Linked DNA regions of Homo sapiens: region 2 is linked to region 1. A link is a loop called in an ENCODE intact Hi-C map of the cell type or tissue named here. Cell type or tissue: left ventricle myocardium inferior. All regions are shown on one strand. Each heading gives the region's core, and the rest is flanking DNA. Links, peaks and the distances in the headings are about the cores only.

Region 1 (2,915 bases), core at 1-2,500:
GAGGTGTGAGTGAGCTATCCAAGCCCGTTCCCATCCTTTGTCCCTCTGTGTCTTCTCAGGTATTGGGATTCTGGTCCCAGAGCTGATCCCGTGGAAGATTTCCGGTACATCTGGGGCGGGTTTGCCTATCTGCAGGACATGGTTGAACAGGGGATCACAAGGAGCCAGGTGCAGGCGGAGGCTCCAGTTGGAATCTACCTCCAGCAGATGCCCTACCCCTGCTTCGTGGACGATTCGTGAGTCTGAAGTTCGCGATCCTCCTCCATGACACGCTAATGGGGGTGCTGGAGTGGGCTGGGGTGGGCTGGGGGTGCCCTCAAGGCTTCCATGTCTTTAGAGAGAGCCCCAGGGACCAGAGCCAAATTGGAGAGCATGGAGCTCTGACTGAGGAACCTGCTTCTCCCAAGCTCCAGGCAGGCACAGATGAGTCAGTGCAGTGGTGGGAAAGGGAAAAGAGTTGATGTTGTAGCTGGAAAAGGGAAGGGGAAAATTAAAGCAAGGAAAGTGAGGCTGGGGGAGGGGACAAATTCCCCACTATGTAGTATGTTTGGTATGTGGAAGGGTTCTGGTCAGAATGTTTGCCCAATGATTGCCACATCAGCATTCATTTTGGACTCTGTATGGCCAGTAGGTCTGGTTCCTGGGAGCCCTGGAATAATGCAGCCCCTTCCCTAACTAACATTTCCATGATGTATGCTCAATGACAAGGCAGAGGAATGTGTTGGATGAGCTCAGGACCTGCCTCCCTGGACACTCCCATCCCAGGCCTGTATATCTGTTGACCAGGAATAAGCCAAGCAAGCAGCCTACTGTTTGACTGAATATGGATTTGGGGGGTGGTAGAGAAAGGGCCGGGGTGGAGGGTTGGGAGGCTCATTTGTCATTATAGATGGGGTCAGACACACTACCAAAACAGCAGCAGAGATCTACAATTGAGTTCACCTAAAACTCAGTGTGGACACAGGAAACCCTCTTTTAATAACTGTCCAATGGGTTTTCCAGCCTCAGCTCTACAGAAAACTTGAGATAACAGTGGCCAGTCTGCAGTTAGTTTGGGTTCGGACAATAGGCAGAGCTGGGAAATGGAGCCAGGGGCGAAAGCCCAGGTCCACTTTAGGATCAGGACGGGAGTGGCTGGTGGGGAAGTGAGGTGGGTGTGGGGAGGCAATAGGGAGCTGGGTCATTTGGTATGGGAGAGTCCTCTGGTGGCTAGTCCCAGAAGTGCATGCTTTACGAACATATGCTTCTCTCCCTAGGGCCACCTTGAGTGAAACCCTCCCATGCTGGAATTGGGCCCTTTCAGTGACAACACACAACAGTTTTCAATAGATAATAATCCCAAGGGCTTTACTAGCACATGAAACACAGGGAAAACGTGTAAAGTTCACAAGAAAGTCGTTCCAGTGTATCAAATCTATCCTGTTTGCCAGGTGGATATACCAGGGTCTCCTCCACCTGTGCATGGCTGGTGGTGGGTCCAGTGGCTGTTGGATAACTGATGTATTGATGGATCATTCGCCTTCTGAAAGTGCCAAACTGATTAGTTATTTTGTGTGTCTTTTTGTGTAACTAGGGTTTGACCTTCCAGGGCAGACTGTGCTGGGGCGGCTGACCCCTTGGGGAGCCAAGTTATTGCTCTTACCACCACCACTTGCCCTTGTCAGTCCTCCACCCTCTTGGGTTTCAGTGTCAGCATGTAGCTGTCTACTCAGATCCCATCCACATCATCAAGTCTGCAGTTTTTTCCTTGCAAGGCCTTACAGGGAAGATCTTTGACATAGAGGATATAATTTTATTGACACATTTTACTTGCAGAGCATTCACCCGGGCTAACCAGAAAGCCAGCACTCTGCTATAAACAAAAAATAATGCTTCAGGGCTAACATGGAATGTGTTAAAAGATTCCAGCCCATTAAATGTCCAGGGGAGGTTTTCCTGTTTTCCTTTCCCTCCATCTGGGCTTTGTTCTCAACACATTCATTCAACAAACATTTATTCTGCCTCTACCAGGTACAGAGCACTCTACTATTCTGCTTCTCTCCTTTTGCTTTAGTTTCATGATCATCCTGAACCGCTGTTTCCCTATCTTCATGGTGCTGGCATGGATCTACTCTGTCTCCATGACTGTGAAGAGCATCGTCTTGGAGAAGGAGTTGCGACTGAAGGAGACCTTGAAAAATCAGGGTGTCTCCAATGCAGTGATTTGGTGTACCTGGTTCCTGGACAGCTTCTCCATCATGTCGATGAGCATCTTCCTCCTGACGATATTCATCATGGTAAGCCAAATGGAGAAGGCCCAGAAAATCTTGAATACTTTGGTTCCTTTCCCCTTTCCTCCTGTTCATGTGCCTGGATTAGTCATGTGGCCACCAAGGAGAGCGTGACATCTAGCTTCCCAGCCCTTCCTTTTAGCCAACGTGGGAGACACTCAAAGAGACGAAATCTCCTGAAGGAGCCACTGTATCACAGCATCCTCCCATCTCCCACTTCCTGCCCAGGGGTCCATGGTCCACACAGACTTCCCAGTCCCATTCCGTGACCATCTGGAGAAGCTGCTATTAGCAGAGCCCTGCACAGGGTGATAGTGTAATTAAAGTGGTCTTCTCTTTCCAAACACAGAAAAAATCAGTTCAGGGAGTGTTTTCCTGGGCTTACAATTTTAACTACTGGCTAGAGTTGAAATGGGGAAAGCCTTTTGCCTTTTCAGTAGCAGTAGGGGAGGAGATCTGGATTATTTACTTATCATCATCATGGTCACCTCCTACATGGCTTCACCAAAAAACATTCTGCTGCCTGAAAAAGCTCCAACACCTCTCTCTCTTTTAAAGGATGGAATTTGGAGTCCATCCTTCCTCAGTGATAAGGAGTTTTTATAGCCACAGGCAGCATCTATTGGTCTGTCCTCTGCAAACTTG
Region 2 (2,915 bases), core at 307-2,806, 150 kb before region 1:
CTTTATTGGTCTCTTGTGTGTTTTTTCAGAGATACACATATACAAGCAAATACACGGATGTGTTCTCTTTTTTAACCTCCTTTTTGCACAGATGGTAGCGTTCTGCTCCTTGCTCATTGTCATGAGTTACCTGCACATAAAGGGTTTCCTCATTCTTTTGTTATTGTTTCTTCAAAGCTGTATGGTAATCCCTTATATTGATGTACTATAATTTATTTAATCAGTTAACTACTAATAGATGTTTGGATCATTTCCAGTTTTTTTCCTATTACAAACAGTGCTTCAATAAATAGTCATGCAAATTCCTAGATGAATAATTGCTGAATCAGCAAGCATGTGTGTTTATATTTTTTGATATTACCAGATGCCTTCAGTATAGGTTCTGCCCTTCTGATAGCAGTGCTGAAGAGGCTGATTTCCTGCACCTTTGCCAACAGAACTGGTTACAAAGCTCTGTTATCCAGTATGATAGTGAAAAGTGGTATCAGCCTAGGTTTGATTTGCATTTCACTCATTTTGAGTACAGTTGAATATCTTTTGTTTCAATAACGTTTTTACATCCTTTTATGTTAATTGACCTTTTATCTGCTTTTCTTTTGCTGGTAGGTCTCCTTTTAGTATTGATTTGTAGAAACTCTGTATAAGTAAAATTAGCCTTTAGTCTTTGATTAATGTTGAAAAATTTTTTTTACTTCATTTTTTGTCTTTTATTTTTGCATTAACATTTTTCAGTCTTTTATGGTTTCTGGGTTTTGAGTATTAGGAAAGGCTTCTCTGCTCTGAGATTATAATAGAATTCTTGAATGTTTTTTCTTCTGATGTTTCATGGTTTCATTTGTTGAATTTAAGTCTTCAGAAACATTGTAAAGTATCTAAGTGTCTAGTAAATTTATCAGGTAATTCATATTTTCGCCACTAATTTGAGATGTCACCTTTATCATAAATACACTACATTCTCACATATATCTATTTATGGACCTTAATTCTGTTCCACTGATTTGTTTAGTTGTATGCCCAGGCCACACTGTTTTTATTATAGTTTTTATGACATTTTAGTATCTGGTAGGGATAGCTTGTTCAGAATTTTATTTTTTCCATGAAGATTTTTGAATTGGCTGTTTGGTTCTAAAAAATATCTACTGGTTTTTTTTTTGTTTTGTTTTGTTTTTTGATGATTTGAGTTAAATTTATAGATTAAATTAAGGAAAATATACATATTTAGTATTTCTATCCAAGAATATAATATGTACTTTGTTTCTTGAAGTTGTCTTTTATGTTCCTCAGAAGCAACTGAAAGTTTTCATTAGGTAGGTCTTGTAGCTTTTTTGGTTTTTTTCCCTATGTATTTTATTATTTTCTTTTTTTTTTTTTTTCCTTTTCATGCTTTTCTTCCATTGCATCTTTTAATTGAATGGTTTTTGAACTATGGGCTCTGACTCATGACATCAAGTTAGTGGATTGTGACCAGCATTTTTAAAAAATGAAAGAGAATAGAAAAGAAAAATCAGAAGCAACACTCATTACATAAAACTTAAGTATGTGTCAGAAATTTTATAGGTGTTATATAGCTGATTATGTGTGTATAGAATACTCAGTCATGATGCAATATGTATTTTTTCCCAAGGTTGTGGTCAAAAACATTTGAAAGTTGCTGCTCTAATAGGTTGTATGAATGAAAGCTATTCAGGTGATTTCTTGAAGAGATACTAAACGTGTCTTAGGACTTGGTATTGGGATTTAATAGGGAACCCAAGGGAGACAATTATTTAAACCTTAAGCAACATTTTAATGAGCTTTTGAAGGACTATTAATAGAGGGGATGGAGTGGAGACAGAGACACCAGTTAGGTTGTTAAATAGTTCAGACTAGAGGTAAAACGTGGGCTTTTGAATTAAATCAATGGCAATGGGGATGGAAAGGAAGAAAAAATATTTTAGAGGCATTTTTGAAAGTGAAGCTAATGAGCTAAGGATTGTATGGAAAATAGCAGGTGGAAAGTAGGAGAAGAAATATATCAGCCTATTAGAAATGCGAATCTGGAGCTTGGAGGTTAAAACTAGACAGGTAGTTTAGGAATTTGTTCCCTCAAAGGTATGGAAGTGGGTGAGATTCTGTAGGGATAGTGTATATAAAGAAAGCCAAGATGAGAGCTATAGAGGCTAAGTGGAGAAAGCTCTATGAACTACAGATTGTGTACAGATAGATATTGAACAGAGGAACAGAGCTTGTGTTTACTGAATTCAAGCACTGTACTCTGGGTGCTTCACATTTGTTTTCTCAGTCATTCCTCTCAATAATATGCTGTTTTGCTTATGAGGAAATTGAAGTTAGGTAATGTGTCCAGACTAACACACAAAGTAGTAGAGACCAGATTTGAACTCAGGGCTGAAACTCTAAAGCCTTTTATCAGTATATATTACTGTTATATCACCTCTCATTTTGCAGATATGGAAACTGAGGCATAGAGAGAAGCTTGTCCAACATACATATTAAGTGGTAGTGTTGTTGAAACTTGCAAAAAGGTTTAGTAGCTTGAAGACTTAGAAGAAAAAAGACATCTAATTTTGACTGATAGGTTATTGTTGACAGTGTTTTGTGTTATATGATAATAATAGCTAACATTTTTGAACATCTTCTATGTAACAGGCTCTGTTCTAAGTTCATTTAATCTTCACAACAGTTCTCAAAGTACGTAATTATCCCCAGTTTATAAATGAGGAAACTGAGTTACAGAGGGGTGAAGTTATGTAACATTGTAAGAGAGAGAGTTAGGATTTAACTTAGGCAGACTGACTTCGGAACCCATCCACTTTACCAGGCGTTGGCACACAGGCTGGTGGGCCAAATCTGGCCAGCTGCCTGTTTTTGTAAATAAAGGTTTATTGGAACACAGTCTTATCCATTTATGTATCATC

The links. A loop is a pair of places that touch in the nucleus more often than their neighbours do. Peaks named below come from ENCODE experiments on the same cell type or tissue, not always from the same donor. Only the 100,000 strongest peaks of a DNase experiment are listed, where the experiment ranks them.
Region 2: it touches region 1 in a loop (3.0-fold over the local background); 3 of 110 quality-filtered maps call a loop at or near these places.

What each region holds. Positions count from the first base shown.
Region 1 is chr1:94,059,898-94,062,812 of GRCh38, reverse strand. ABCA4 (ATP binding cassette subfamily A member 4) reads left to right here. Exons shown (of 50, transcript NM_000350.3): 13 at 60-236; 14 at 2,054-2,276. Among named protein-coding and RNA genes, the nearest start is that of ABCA4, 60 kb to the left of the region's middle. In left ventricle myocardium inferior, for the core only: CTCF peaks have their summits at 1,005 and 1,210 (motif pointing left); a DNase peak (open chromatin) is centred at 1,162; H3K27ac peaks cover 2,500 bases.
Region 2 is chr1:94,213,563-94,216,477 of GRCh38, reverse strand. All of the region lies in intron 3 of ARHGAP29 (Rho GTPase activating protein 29), which reads left to right. Among named protein-coding and RNA genes, the nearest start is that of ARHGAP29, 23 kb to the left of the region's middle. In left ventricle myocardium inferior, for the core only: no CTCF peak of the experiment used is centred there; no DNase peak of the experiment used is centred there; H3K27ac peaks cover 902 bases.